Regions from separate parts of the Mus musculus genome. Here region 2 is linked to region 1. The links are chromatin loops, found by intact Hi-C in ENCODE. Cell type or tissue: left cerebral cortex. All regions are shown on one strand.

Region 1 (8,000 bases):
GTGTTCTGCTGAGAGAAGCCAACAGGTCCAGTATCTCTTGCATGGTCCATTTATGGAAGGGAGCCATCATAGTGAAGTATATAGAGCAGAGAGAAGAATGGGAGTTACCAGGGCAGGGGTGAGGTAGGAGGGGGCATTACTCATCAATGCAATATGAACACATCCCTGAGATCTGCCTGGCCTTACGGTCCTCTCATTTGCAGCCCAGCCCAGATCTCTAAGTGTCCTTGCCACAACTAAGCAGGGAACATATGCCTCCCGAATCCTTTTAAGAACTCATCTGATCTCTACAGACACTCACATAGAAGAAGGTGGCTGTACCCTCTGTCCACACTGGCTGAGGCTCTGCAGTGAAGCATGCTTCTAACGGGCCTGGGGATCCTGAGACAGGCAGATGGTCCCACTGGGGGCCTTGCCTCTGGCTCCTGAGCACGCTCTCCTTGTCCTGCACTCTGCTGCTGCCCTGGGCTAGCCTTTGCAGCCTTTTGACATTTTCTGCCCCAAGAAGGCAGAGCTCTGGAGGGATGAGCTCTGGGTCTTGGACTCTGAAGGCCAAGCTGAGTGTTTCTCTAAGCTTTAAGCACAGACCCGTGCTGAGCATAGCACTTCAGTCCTCAGAGCTACCAGCGTATAGATAAGATGCAACTTGACTAAGTTTGCTGTTTTGAGAAAAGGTTTTACTCAAACTCACAGCAATCCTCCTGCCTCTCTGCCGCCCACCTGCTAAGATTATAGGTATGAACCACCACTACGGGTACTTTAGTTTTTATTTTATAATTTCCAAAATTTTCTGCAGAGAGACAGAACATAGAATTCTTATTAGGAGCTTTTCAGAACCGCATAAGCCATCTTTACCCAACACCTTTCAGTGAAGGAGCAGAAAATTCACCAGGCCTGGAGTATCCCCTCCGCTTTACAATAGACTTCTCCTTGCTTTCTGGAAATGATCAACTCTATGGTTGCCCATTAACCAACTGTGGCTTCCTAGTTATTAAAGTTCCATTATGATCTGCACTGAATGGAAAGACATTAAAGCAAATTATGTTCTTTTTTTTGTTTGTATCCTCCTTTAAAACCCTTTATAAATAATCTTTCACTTCATAGTGAGGAATAAACACTAGACCTTTATCTATGTCCTGTAGGATGGATATTTGACTTGCACACCATCATTATGTAATGTAACACTGAAATGTTAACGCATACTCTTACACACACACACACACACACACACACACACACACACACACAAACATGCCCCCTGCCACACACATAAGCTCACACTTCCTCCCTGTTTAGCCCTGTTGGGATCTTGGAATTTAGCTGAAATGGCAGCCATACTAGAAGAGCCCTGCCTTTGAAGACATTTTCAGAAATCAGTGCACCTTCTGTGTGACTCTCTAGGTTAAAGAGAAAGTTAGAAAATTCGAAGGGCTCTTCCTGAGAAAGGTGAAAATGGACTGAATTTAAGATCAACGGGTTTCCTGCATGGACAGTCATTACGCTGGCCCTGCTGCAGACATGTTTGTGAAGTATTCTTTGTGGAGACCATGGAGGAGGTAGAGTCAAACTACCCTCCCCTTCACAGGAACTGCTCACAGTCACCTACCCATCTTCCCACTGACTCCCTGTGCCCTACCTCTGACTGATCTGACATCTTCTGGGTGCTAAGCTTGTTCACTGTAGCAGATAATTATTTGGTCTGTCTAATAATCAATGTTATACCTCTGACCTGACTCAATAGTAGCTAATGGAGTTCACCAGTCCAAACATGTTTGTAGTGATACATTGTTCTGAAAAATCTCTTGACCCCAAAGAGACTGATCTTTGTTGGACCTTGAAGCCAGGTTAATTATATGTCTTGAGATCATATAAGACTATGTAATTAACCTGCTAGCCTACTGTGTACTCAGCCTGTTTACATTTACCTCGCCTTTAAGAGAACAATTTAACCAACTTTGCTTGCCTTAGATTTCCCACCCAATCAGCTTTTACAACCTCGGCTAATGCATAGCTTTAATCTTAAGTTATGTGCACTTCCATGCCCTAACCCAAGCGTGTATATGTATTATAGTGATCATTTGCTGAAAGCAGCCAACAGATTAAAAGCAATCATAAAACAAATTGTACCCTAAATATTGCAAACAACACAGGGTATAGCTTGATAATATCTGTTGCAATCTTGAGTGCTATTCAGGGTCAGTTAAGCAACTTCTTCCTGTAAAACCCTGTTGATGATTCTGTAAAGAATCCCGATTTCATTCCCATAGCATGATTTCTGTATTGTTCCATAAATACAGAGCAAAGTCCATGGGTAGGGAGAGGCACAGCACACAGACAAAACTAACAACACAGTTTCAGACGCATGTAACAGACAGACCACAGATCAGCTGTGACCACAAACTATAGGCAGACACATGCGGAGAAGCGAGGAACTGAAACATGGGCTTGTTTGTGGTCAAATTAACCAGAGAGAATGTTGCTTTGGTTTCCTTCCCTAGTGTGGCTTTGATGTGTTTTGGTGACCTCTGGGGTTATCCTATCGTTTTATCGATGCACACCTTCATAAAGGAGCATTATTCGCCCAAAGCAAGATGACCTGGTTTTAGTTAATAAAAGACAATACATAGTGGCATATAGTTGTAATCACCACTGATGAAGCTGAGGCAGGAGGATTGTCACAAGTTTGTGGCCCGCTGGGCTTTTCACTGTAGACTAGTGGATATGCCATCTGTAGATCTGACCAAATAAGGAGACCTTTTCCCACAAGGACGACTCCCATTGTGATAATGGCGCAGGAACACACTAGATTTAACTTGGACCTCTCAGGGGCAAAACAAGCTTCATCATTATTTCACTGAAACTTGTCTTGATGACTGTCTACAGTATGCAGAGAGCACCTGGCAAGGGCACCCAGTCAGGGGCAGACATCGTGAATGCTGTCTACCTATTGCACGCAGCTTCCTCTGTGGGGGGGGGGGGGGTCCACATTGTGTAGATTCTGCAAGATGTAGAATCGAGGCCTGCAGAGATGCAGACAGGGACCACCCAAGTAGCCAGGCAAGATGAGGCTCCTGCTGACTTGGTCTCAGTGTCCCCACCAGAAGAAATCTTTGTCTTGCTGTGCTCAGTGGGGTTTCACCAGGAGGTGAGTGGCTGTGCAGCTCACCAGAGTGCCTCATGTGACTGCTTTTCTGAGGCAGACACACCTGTGTTCTTAGTAACCACAGAACCAGGCTGGCAGATGCATTGAAGAGAGATCTTCTATTCCCTCTTCTTCCAAACCTACTGTCTTCCAGAGTGAAGAGTGAAGGCTCACCCCTCTTCTGGTTTGGAACAAAGCAGCTTAATTTCTGGTATTTAAAGAATTTTCAGAGACTGTTTTTGGTCAGCTGTCATTTTTGAAAGCAAAGTAAGATCTTATGGTTTAAAATAGCTACATGTGATGAAGGGGTGGCTGTTAGGTGGCTGTTGCGGCATCCAGAGCTTGCAGACGGGACCCAATGCCATGTCTCACTGGTGAGAGGCATGGCAGGCTTTTATTCTGTACTGGATTTTCTGACTTCTGCAGCTCATTTTTCTTTAGTGCATACAGCCTTATCATGTGAACAAGTCTGCAAATACTGTGATATTTCCTTTAACCACAGTCATTCTCAGTGTTACTGAAGATGATCATGATGTGCAGGGTAAGAGGCCACAGAAGTTCCAGCCCAAATCCCAAATCCCTGAGTAGTGCACACTGATAACCAAGAAGCCTCTAGGGGGCAGCCGAGCTCCAAGTAAGACCTGTGCCCCTGCAGGCTCTCAGGCTTGCTGCACACTCCTTGGAGGTGTCCCTTCAGCAGCACCCAGCCCTTTCCTCTCAAGCCACACTGAAGTGGGACACACTGGTCCAGTCTCTCATATCCCACTTTCTTTCCTAATTGCCTTCCCTCCCACTCTGTCAAGTCTTCCTGCGGACCTGGCACCATGGCATGAGGCCTCACAGCAAGACCAGCCACGGTTTCACAGCCAGGCAGGACATATTTCTGCAGAAGAATCTTTAGGAATATGCCTTAAAGAAGCAGAAGGAACACATGTATATACAGGATTGTATGTGCACATGTGTAAACAGACTTACATATGCATGCATGTGTGTGTGTGTGTGTGAGTGTGTGTGCACATATATAAACAGACTTACATATGCATACATGTGTGTGTGTGAGTGTGTGTGCATATGCATGTATAGGGTTGTATGTAGACAAGCCAGAGGATGGTGTTGGATGCTGTTTCTCAGGCACCGGCCATGTTTTTGTTTATGTTTTTGAGGCATGGTCTCCCCGTTTCCAGGAGTTTACTCATTAGTCCAGAGGTGCTTTCCATCGATCCACCTGTCTCGGCTTTTATTTTAGTTTCTCAGTCTAGGAATTGGATTTAGGTCCTTAAATTTAGGTCCTATGCTCGCAACAGAGCCATCTTCATCCACTTCAGGAATATGCCTTAATATATAGCCATCTAATGTATAGGTGCCTAATGTATAGGCACCTAATATATAGGCACCTATATATGTATAGGTACATCATTCCTAATTTGATGCCTGGGATGGATTTATCTTCCACATGTTTCTGAAGTTGCTCCATTGTAAAGTGGCTCCAGTGTTCTTTCTGACTAGGAAGAAAGGCAAAGGGAATGAGCCTTGGATACAAGGAAAAACATTAGCTTTGGTGATGCTAGTTAGGCTATATCTTGGCCTTTCTCCTCCTCGATGCATCTCTTGACCAGACTAACTTCTGAGCCTCTGTTTCCTCACTCCTAAAATGGGGTTAGCTAGGGTGATGGTATGCTTCATTTGAGAGCGAGAGGAATTACAGATATTACAGAGTGAGAGAGAGTATAAAAGCGCTAAAGTGCTAGGCATACCTTCTGTGCAGAGAGTACTGTGATGTGGAGGATGGAGCAAGGGCTCTGTAGAAAACCCATTGCGAACACATCAGGGGTGGAGAAGACCTACACTCACGGAGCACGTGCTCACTGAGTGGAAAATTACTGGAGAAACACTGGGATTTAGGGAGACTCTGGTAGATAGATCTAGTGGGATTCTTTGTGTACCTATCCATGTGTAGACACATGGAGGCCAGAGGATGACGTCAGTGTCATGTCTCAGGTGCTGTCACCATGCTTTAGAGACAGGTGTCTCCCTGGACTGAGCTCATTGGGTAGATGAGAGCAACAAGCCACAGCCCCTTCTCTACCTCACTGGCCCTGGCATTACACTTGTCCTTGAAATTAAACTTTTGGGGGAAGAGAGTGTCCTGGGAATCAAACTCAGGTCCCTGTGCTTGCCTTGCAAGTGCTTTGCCCACTGAGCCACCACCCCAGTCTCCAACTTAATGTAGTTCTTGCCTGACTAAGGTATCTGGTGGAGGGGAAAGGAATTAGGATATCAAGGGTGATCGATGGGGCAGGGAGGGATTTGCTCTAAACTGACCTCTCAACTAGGTGGTGCAGGCCAGTCAAGCAAGAGCACCAAGGTGAAGCTGGGGTACAGGGAAAGCCTTTGTGGGGAAGAATTTGCATGCAGCTTAGTGGTAAAGTGAAACCTAGACCTCAGGTACAGCCACAGGTAGTCCTTGCCAGTCAGCAGTCAGTCAGCCAATCTCAGTTAGCCGTGGTATACAGGAAATGACTAAATGAAGTGAGGTCATGACTGCTCCACAGTATGGTTGAGAAGAAGGGAGAGAATGGCCAGACTGAGCATGGCCAGCAGAACAGACCTGGCCATGACAGGAGAGAGGGTGGGAGTAGGGAGGGGAAGAGAAGAAAGAGGAGACAGGGCAAGAGGATCAAGAGAGCACATGACAACCAAGAAGGCATGTGGTGAAAATGGCTGAGTTACAGAGGAATCAGAAGCGAGGGGTTGGAAGCCCCCAGGAGGAAGATGTTGAGGGTAGGGGGTGGGGAGAGAAGCTGGGAGGAGCCACAGGTACTGAGTGAGGCTTGTTTTGGGGACCTGACAGTGACTACTGAAGACAGTAGCATGTGTGTCTTTAGATATGCTCGGAGAAATGATACTGAAATGTTTTTACCATAAGGAAAAACAAAAGTTGGAGGGGGACCGGGATATGGTGGCACACTTTCCCAGCATGCACAAGGTCTTGAGTTCTAGCCTCGGGATTTTGGAAACAAGAATTTGAGGGGCCGATGTCGTTGCACAATGTACATATCTAGTGAATCTCCACTCAATAATATGCTTAATTTTATTCATTGTTTAAATTATTTCAAATAAAAATACTTACAAAGTTTTGTCATTTATTTTCTGATCTGATTAATTTTATTTATTTTTGGCTTCTTCTGAGAAGCAGTTCTATATAAAAAAATGTATTTTTAAATAAAGCTTTTTCCACAGTAAGCAAGTACAAACAACCATTAGGGATTCTGGGATGGCAGGTGTGAACCACACAGCACTTCAAAGAATCAAGTAAAAGGATACTTGTAAAGTGTCTCAGAAGACATCATGTCTTCAGATAAAAGGTCTTGTGTCCCTTCCTGGATAGAAGGAGGACAAATAGAATCTGACCAGAAAGAACCAAGGCCTGTGGGCTTTAAACCCCGTGAGGAGGGCGTGCTCACAGACTTGTGGACTCTCATAGTCCTGGGCATTACTCACTCAGGGATGGAGAAGTATCTGAGGACTCTGTGCATTGGGGCAGACGGTGAGGGGGTGTGGTCCTGCACTCCTGTGAGTCCAGAGCTCCTCTCCATCTGGGCCACTTGCCTGGGAATCAGGAATCAGCCCTGTTACCCTACTTATGCACCCCACTCCTACCATGGAAGGGCCTGCTTTTAGCAACTGAGTTTAAACAATGGTTTTACTATAAGCTTAGTAGTCTGCACTGTGAAAGGCATTCTGGCCATGATGGTCATCATCCTTACAATGCAAGCGGCCTGGTTGGCACCCTGTGATGGGCTCAAGAGCTGGGTGCATCTGTTCAGAAGCTCTAAAGTTATTGCTGCCCCTCTCACCTCTTGTAAATGAATTTTGTCGTGATGAGGGCTCCTTGGTGTGTATGTTCATTTAACCTAAAGCCACTCCCTGTGGAGGTTTGTGGGTTTGTCAACAATGAGTGAAGTGGAGAGTTAGTTCTCAGGATGTCTACAGCTTCCTGGAAGTGGGATTTTTCGTTCTGTCAATGATAATGTTGGTATTAGAGTCAAGAGGGAGAGCAGGGAGAGGCAGGTGCAACCCTTCCCTCTTCAGCATAGCTTCTCACAGCCTCTTTTTTTTCTGCAGGTATGTGTACATCCCACTGGGCGGGTCCCAGCATGGCCTGTTGGGGACACTGCTTTCTACTGCAACAACGTTTGCGTTCGTGAGCTACTGGCATGGTAGCTATGAGGACCTCTGGTGCTGGGCAGCGCTCAACTGGCTGGGAGTCACTGTGGAGAGTGGGGTCCGGAGGCTGCTAGAGACACCCTGTGTCCGGGAGACTTTGGTAAGCATGATCCATCATTGCCTGTGTGGTAGGGGACAGCTGAGCAAGGAGGGACTAGTTTGAGATGGGTAGCGGTCACCAGATTCACTCAAATATGAACTGTTTTTGCCAGACATTTTCAAAGTGTGTATAGCTTTAGGAAGTATGACTGGGGGCAGGGTGGAGAAGGCTTCAAAACCAATCACTGTTTACATGAACGGTTGGTCAGATTGATGAATGAATATTGTACCTGTAAAGGCCTAGGCATTTATTATAGAAAAATTACAAAATCCAGATGAGTAAATTAACAAAATTCACATCAAAGCTCATTCTTCTAAGTATGTTCTGTTTGTGTGTGCACACTCAGCCATTTTCAGTAAAAGCTATGGTGGTGTTTAAGCCCCGCTAAGCAGGCAGATCAGTGTCAAAAGGTTTAGTAAACTTGTGATTTGTTTAATTAATCTATTGTTAATTGTTTCATTATATTGTATTTACGTAGATATCATAATCGGGATGAGTTCTCCTGAATAGAGCTGTCAGGTTACAGGTTTT
Region 2 (8,000 bases), 110 kb before region 1:
GACCCTGACATTTGTCCACAGTACTCCAATAGTATCTCCAGAAGACATGCCTGTTTTCTTCTGAACTCCACTCTTTTAGGAAGGCACAGAATGGCCAACTGGAACCATTCGGTTTGGCATAGCCTGAGATCAAGGGGAGCAAAGGAGGCAGCGTCTGGCTTTTCTTGAGAAGAGCTCCAAAAACCCGTTTCTTGAGGTTGTTATTGAACAGTGTCTCATAGTGAATGCATGATAGATCCAGGCATTCAAGACAGGAGGGGGCATTGTGAGAAAGGAGCTTTGGCAGAGTGTTTAAGGGTGGACAAGAGGGAGTCCAGTTCTTAGTGACAGAGGAAGCAAAATGCCTGGGGTGTACTGGCACCTCTTTCAAGGCCTTACCTGTGCACTGGTGTGGGTGGAGCGGAGACACACCTGTCTCCTATGGGCGAACTGTCCAGGGTTTGGTGGCTCAGGGTTGTGCTATCTGTGTGCCCATCAGAGTGGAATGCCTCAAAGACATCCACTTGCTCTTGCTAACTCTGTGACATCTTGAGAAGGGAGACACTTGATAGTTGTTTTGAAAAAAAAAAAAAAAAAACGAGGACACAAATGTTCGGCAGACAGCACAGGCCCCTTTCCTCTTCCGTCCTTTTGAAATGTTGAACACTTAAAGGCTTGTTAAGATATGGCTGAATTTATTTTTTATATACATTCTCTCTTTGGATTAGAATCTTAAGGTTATTTAAGATTACTGCAGTGTGAACATAAAGGTTCTCTGGAATTTACTACCGAGTAGCTTGGCTGGTCAGCTATGGCTATTCCATGTGGTGAGAGGGTAATTTCATAGTGCACGCTTGCAGATCAGAAGAGATGCCCTCCTGACATGTCATTGGAAGGGGTATTGGTTTCCACCTAACACCAGCTAGTCCCTGCTACCATCTCCCCTTCCCCCAACAGCCCTCAGGACGTCATGGTTTTTGTTGCTTGAGCCCTAGAGACCTGGATTACAGATAATTTCTTAGACATATGAAATAGGCAAATCTTCCCTTTAAGCAGAATTGAAATGGGATGTCTGAAGTTATCAGCTATGCTGGGAAGATATTTCCCTTTGTGGAAGAAGTCTTGCTTCCGTGAAGGATACACAATAGAATCCGTTCATTTTGCACATTTTCAGTTCTTTTGCCATAGATTTTGCACATCACCTCTCCTGGGCAAAGCTTCAGTTGAAAATTTACTTTTCAGAGTCTCAGCATACTTGGCTGTGTGCACAACTCTCTTCTTGTCCCACATTATCTCCCAGAGGCTTGCTTGGCTGGGTGTGTGTCCTGTTATTTTGTGAGATCTTTTCTTTTAATTAAAATTTAAAAAATGACAGTTGTACTGGCTGGTTTGTGTGTCAACTTGACACAAGCTGGAGTTATCACAGAGAAAGGAGCCTCTCTTGAGGAAATGCCTCCATGAGATCCAGCTGTAAGACATTTTCTCAATTAGTGATCAAAGTGGGAGGGCCCAATCCATTGTGGGTGGGACCATCCCTGGGCTGGTAGCCTTGGGTTCAATAAGAGAGCAAGCTGAGCAAGCCAGGGGAAGCAAACCAGTAGGTAACATCCCTTCATGGCCACTGCATCAGCTCCTGCTTCCTGACCTGCTTGAGTTCTAGTCCTGACTTCCTTTGGTGATGAACAGCAATGTGGAAGTGTAAACTGAATAAACCCTTTCCTTTCCAGTTTGCTCCTTGGTCATGATGTTTGTGCAGGAATAGAAACCCTGACTAAGACAACAGTCTCATACATGCATGTAGTGAATTTTGATCATTTTTATCCCCCTTACCCTCTCTTGCCCACACTCCTTTCTTTCCAACAAGTCCCCACCATGCTTTCACGTCGTGTGTGTCCCACTGAGTTTAACTGGGGTTGCTTGTACGAGTAAGGGTAGGGGCTTGTTTACCAGAGCACCAACCACATATTAGTGGGTACACAGCTGAGGAAAAGGACCCCATGCCCCAGCAGCCGTTGACGGTCCCTCAGGGAGGAGTGGGGTCTTGCAGCCCCTTCTATGTTGGAACGTTGATGGGTTCAGTCTTGTGCAGGTCTTATGCAAGCAACCAGAGCTCAGGTGAGTTTGTGAGTTCAGTGGCCGTGCCGTGTGCAGAAGACATCCTTTATAGCACCCTTCCCCCAGCTCTTAGATTCTTTCTGCTCCCTCTTCTGTGGTGTTCTCCAAACCTCAGAAGGAATGATGTAGATGTCCCATTTACAGCCTTTCTTCTCAGGCTGCAGCCAGGTATGCGTCTCTGCGCTAATTGCTGTTTTCTGCAATAAGAAGCTCCTTGGGGGAAGATTGAGTGAGCTGCGATAGAAACACAGGTGTGTTTAGGAGGAGAGTGATGCCCTCTTCCTCCTTCTAAATGCATGTGTGTGTGTGCGTGTGTGTGTGTGTGTGTGTGTGTGTGTGCGTGTGTGTTGCCTATATACATGCCATGGGTGAGTGTGCTGACCCTGTGGGGGGACAGAAGACAGTGTCAGGACCTGTCAGATGTGGGTGCTGAAAACTGAACCTGGGTCCCCTGCAAGAGCAACAAATGCTCTAAACCACTGAGCTGCCTCTCCAGCCCTCTATGGGGTCTTTTTATTATTTATGAATGAATTAATTTATTTTTGAGGCAGGGTTTCTCTGTGTAGCTCTGGCTGTCCTCCACTCTCTCTGTAGACCAGGCTCACCTTGAATCCACAGAGATCTTCCTGCCTCTGTTTCTTGGGTGCTGGAATTAAAGGTGTGTGTTACCACATCCAGCCCTGTGGGGTCTTCTTAATGGGTATATTCTGGACTGGGTATGAGCTGATGTCAGTAGATTGTAGTTGTGCCATGATGAAGATGGGAAATAACATTTATTGCCCTAAACTCCTAATTCAGCATGCCTGTTTTGTTTACTGCTGTGCTCAGGGGTTTTGTGTTAATATTTCCCCGTGTTAAAGTGCTTCGGAATACACGGTGCTTAAGAAAGGTTTTGTTGAGTCTTCTTTGCTTTCACTGGACACAGTTTGATGTTCTGCGTGATGTGTAATGGTAAAGGTAGTTGATAAAGGGGGTGAGCAGACAGGATTGACTGTTCTATGGAGGTAACTCTCTCCTCGGCAGGATACCCATTCTTTGAAAAGAGAAACTGGTCATTTAAACCTTCTAAGAGGAAACATTTTAGAATTCAATTTCCCCACATTTAAAGTGTCCGAGAATGTAAGCGGCTGAGAGTCAACACTCCTCTGAGTTAATTTTGTTCCTTTGACCCTGAGAGAATTAGCCAGAGGGTTAGAGGTATCTTAGCGGAAGATACAATTACCTGGGAGAAATTTGTTTTGTAGCTGCTGAGAATAGAGGGCTTGTTTCATCACCTTCTCCTGCCACGTGAGGAGAGTGACAGCAGATCTTGAAGGGTTAGACCAGCTGCTGAAGTCCTGTTCAGCATAGAGACATCATGAGGCCCAACTGACCTTCTTGACCTTGGCCTAGATCTTCCTTTGGGGTGGCCCACAGGCTTCTGAGCTTGGGTTCTTGGTGGCTGAGGTCCTGTTTGTCCTCTTTTCCCATCTGTCTCTTTTCTAGGTGAAGGGTCTCTGAGTGTCTTGACTTCACTGAGCTGGGAGCTTGAGTCAAGTCAGGAAGGGGCAGCTGCTCTCAGGCACCCCTTGTACCTGCACCTCTCTTGTTCCTCTCACACTTCTGTTCTTTGAGGCTGGCTTGGTGAGGACCTCCAGACAGTTTCTCTGTGTTTGCTTTTCCCTGCATACACTAGCTTCCTTTGGCGTTAAATACTACTTGGTTGCCCTGCCTTCTGGCCCATTACATACAGGCTCAGGCTCCATGTCCTCCCGGGAACTGGACCTTAGTCTGGTAAGTCAGGTGGCTCAGGTGGTAGATTCCTCTCCTCTGACGGCTGCTGGGTACCACTACTGAATAGAATCTTAATTTTTAAAAGGTTTATTTTAAATTACATGTATGCATATGTGAGTATATACAGAAGAGGCCAAAAGGAGATCAGAACTGCCAGAGTGGAGTTAAAGATGGCTGTGAGGTTCCATGTGGTGCTGGGAACTGAATTCATCGCCCTGTAAGAGCAGCAAGTGGTCCTAATGGCTGAGACATCTCTCCAGCTTCCAAACAGCTGTTATTAAGGCCAAGTGTGCTCAGAAACTTGCCCTAGAAATGGAGGTGATAGACCTTACACACAAGCACATGCATACACGCATGCGAGTGCACACACGCACACACGTGCACATGAAACTTGTAAGTTGTAATAAAGAAGATGCTGCAAGTGTTTATCTGTCCTGTAGCTTAAGACCTATATAAGACCAACAGAGTTGCAGGTCCTTGGGCCTTTCCCTTTGTCACAGCCAATGACTTGACTTGAGTGGTTTTTATTCTTATGTATTTCTTTTCTCCCTCCCTGTTTTGTGTGCCTTCATATGTCAGTAGTTAGTCAGATGTGTGAGTTCTGGGGCAGGATTGTCTGGGCCCTACTGAAGTAGCTCCAACATCCACCAGGAGATCTCTAGGCTCCTGCTTTGTCTCTTCTGCTTGGCTGCCAAGCCTCTTAGGACACAGCCTGGCTTACTGTTCTCTGGGGACCTGCACTCATCAGGGATTAGGGAGCAGGTTGTCTGTCCCTATCATCGCTCTGGAGCTATGGAGTCTGCCCTTTTCCCTTCCAAAGCACTTGTGTTAATATTCTCGACCCTGGAAACCCTGATGGCACCTTCAGCTCTTCTGTCTTATATTTTCCTTCCCTTTTTCATTCTTCGATCATGCTAGATAAGTAAATATCCAGGAGGGGCGTGTCAAGATGCCAATGAATACTGGAAACCTTGGATAGTACTAACTACTATCTATAGCATGCTTTTTTCCCCCCTGAATGTACATGCCTATCATAAAGGCTCGTTTACAAATTAGGCTCACCAAGAGACTGACAGTGAACATTTAGAACAGTATAGCCCAGTGTGGGAGCTGGGGAGCTGGGGAGCTGGCTAGCTGGCTCAGTTGGTGAAATGCTTGCTGTGTAAGCATGGAAACAAAACCTGAGTTTGATCCCCTTGGATTAGTAGTGTGCAGTTGCAACCTCAGCACTAGAAGATGGAGAGAGGAGACCCTCTTGGGCTACTGGCCCATCCATCAGGCCAAATCAGCAAGGGCCAGGTTCAGTGATAGATTCTGTCTCAGAAAATACAGGGAAGAATTCTTGTGGAATACACTTGATATTGATGTATGTGCTCTATGCAGGTATGTGCATGCACACACATGCATGTACGCATGCATACACACACATAGAGGGACATAAACTCACACATACATGTATATACAAACAATTTAGTGCAATTAATACTATGCAAATGTGGTCTCTCTCTCTCTCTCAAAGTATCTTATTGTAGTGAATTCCTTTGTCACATTGTGAGGTGGCCTAAGGAGGTGGATGATGGGACATTGTGATGAAGGTTTGCTAGCATTTAATATTATTTGCAAAGTTTGTGATACCACGGGATTCAATCAGTTAACCAGACAGGGGAAGGGAGTAATGTGTGGGTAGTGGCTTGAATACATGGGATAAAGAAGTAATTGGCAACTCAGGCAGGATGAAGTAGGTGGCCTAAGATTCCACGTGAAGCTTAGGGTAGCATGCAGCTTATATCTCCTGAGTTCTTTATTTCTGGATTTTCCCTCTGAAAATGTGGAAAGCGGAAGTTATGGGTGAGGGTGTCTTGTCATCATCTGCATCAACATTTCTTAGAAACAGACTTAGGAGCTTTGTAAACTGCTCACTGGACAGATGCAGCTGGTTCCTGGGAGCAGCCTTCTTTTCAGGCACCGAAGGTCAGCTGCTGGCCACAGTTTGCTTCGTCAGTAACGCGTCATAAATAATGTCTATAGATTATTACATAGAATACCTACAGCCATACTAGGAGTAGGGGCTATCTTTTTAATGCTTAGATTATTAAACTGATATATAAAAACATAAGCTTACATGTGTCGGTAAGTTGCTGGACTGTTTTGATACATGTATATATGGTATGGTATTTAAATCAGGCTAAACATAAATATATCTTTAGATGTATATTATTTCTTTAGGTTTGTCTTCCTGCATGTGATGAGGGCTTGCGTTTGTCTTCCTGTGCACTTTCATTTTCTTTAACATAGGACCGCCTGTGTAACTCATGTTACAAGTGTCGGGGCTTGATCTTCTGGGGTGAACAGCATTCCATGGTGCACACACTCCATGTTTTGTTTTTCTTACCCATGCTCCCACCTTTGGGCTCTTGGCTCTTCTCCATTTCTGAGTGGTGTCAGCGGCTCTGCAGTGAACACTGGATGTGCATATCTCCTTGGTTTCCTTTGGATTTAGTGTCAGGAGTGGGATTTCCCAGTCATGCTACCTCTGCTCTCAGCTGTGCGGGGAACTTGTGTTGTTCCGTAATGCTGCGGAAGTTTTCGCTCTCATCAGCCAGGCACATGAGTTCCCTTTTCTCCAGCACATGCAACTGTCCATCTCTGTTTGGGATCACGGCCATTCTTTCTAGAGTGGAGTGGTAGCACTCTAGTTGTGATCTGCAGTCCTAAGATGCTTACCAGTGCTAATGTCTCCCGCACACCCAGGGGCCACCTGCATCTCTTCTTTGAGAGATGTCTGCTTCAGTTTAATGTTTACTGTTAGCTGGTTTGTCTTTTTTGTTACTGAGTTCTTGGAATTCTCCATGTAATCTGGTCAGATGGACAGTCTGTAAACATTTTCTCTTTCTGTAGGTTGTCTCTTTGGCTAGATCACTGTTTTCTTTATTGAGCAGAAGTGTTTATCCTGGTGTAATCCTGTATGTCTGTTTGAGCATTTGCTTCCTGTATTTTGGGGTCTTGTCTCCATAATGATCTCAACATCGTGAAGAAATTCTCCTGTGGTTTTTTTTTTTCTTCTACAATTTCCATGTCTAACAGTTAAGCCTTGTCTGCGTTTGAGTTCATGAATTTAATGAGTGATACATATCTAATTTAATTCTCCAGGAGAATATCTAGTTTTCCAGGTACCATTTGTTGAGAGGATTGCCATTTCCCACTGTGTATTCCTAGTACCTTGGTAAAGGACCAGTTAGTCCACTGGTCTCTGTGTCTGTCTTATGTAATGCCATGTTCTTTGGAGGGTTGTAGCTTTGTAGTATGTTTTGAAGCCAGAGAGTATGATGCCTTCTAAATTGTTCATCTTTCACCATGATGGCTATTTGGAGTGCTTTTTACTTCCAAACAAATTATATATATTTTTCTAGCTATGTGAACAATTCCATTGGTATTTTGATAGAAAGTACACTGAGCCTTACTTTGGGTAGTATAGGCATTGTAACAATATTGATTCTTCTAGTCCTTGAAAATGGGATAGCTTTCTGCCCTTCCCTCCGTCCCTCTCTGCCTCCCTCCGTCCCTCTCTTCCCCTTCATGTTCTCTCCCTTTCCTTCCTTTCCCTCACTCTTGAGTTTAATTCATACTGTTTTATAGTTTTTATGGTCAAAGTCTTTTATGACTTAGGTAAAACTTATTTTTTTTGTAGCTATTGTAAATGTTGTTGATTTCTTGATTTTTATTCTGATAACATATCGTTGATGAGTGTAACTGGCGTGCACATGGGAACTGAATGGAGGGCCCCATGTGTGATGGGCAAGCACTCTGGTGCTGTGCTGTGCTGTGTGCCCAGCCCTGTGTGTTGGGGTTTTTTGTCCATATAGCCTTCTGAATTTGATGACTGGTTTTACCAGGTTCTTTTGTTGTTGTTGTTCAATTTTTGTGGTTCTTGACCTCTGCAGCTAAGGTAATGTCATTTTCAGACAGTGACAAACTGACTTGTCCAATTTGGATCTATTTTATTCCCCTCTTGACTCTCCTTCGTGACGTATGCCAGCTGTTGGCTAATTACATATGGCATTCTTGCGTGGTTTAGCTGGTAGAGCTGAGAAGCATCTCTGCCCAAGCCTTGACTGACATCACACTATTTGACC

The links. Peaks named below come from ENCODE experiments on the same cell type or tissue, not always from the same donor. Only the 100,000 strongest peaks of a DNase experiment are listed, where the experiment ranks them.
Region 2: it touches region 1 in a loop (3-fold over the local background); 18 of 42 quality-filtered maps call a loop at or near these places.

The regions. Positions count from the first base shown.
Region 1 is chr1:192,594,356-192,602,355 of GRCm38, reverse strand. It overlaps Hhat (hedgehog acyltransferase), which reads left to right. Exons shown (of 12, transcript NM_144881.4): 10 at 7,268-7,469. Among named protein-coding and RNA genes, the nearest start is that of Gm31011, 82 kb to the right of the region's middle. In left cerebral cortex, a CTCF peak has its summit at 3,745 (motif pointing right); DNase peaks (open chromatin) are centred at 3,300, 3,775, 4,934 and 6,731; H3K27ac peaks cover 295 bases.
Region 2 is chr1:192,703,538-192,711,537 of GRCm38, reverse strand. All of the region lies in intron 7 of Hhat (hedgehog acyltransferase), which reads left to right. Among named protein-coding and RNA genes, the nearest start is that of Gm22265, 38 kb to the left of the region's middle. In left cerebral cortex, no CTCF peak of the experiment used is centred here; no DNase peak of the experiment used is centred here.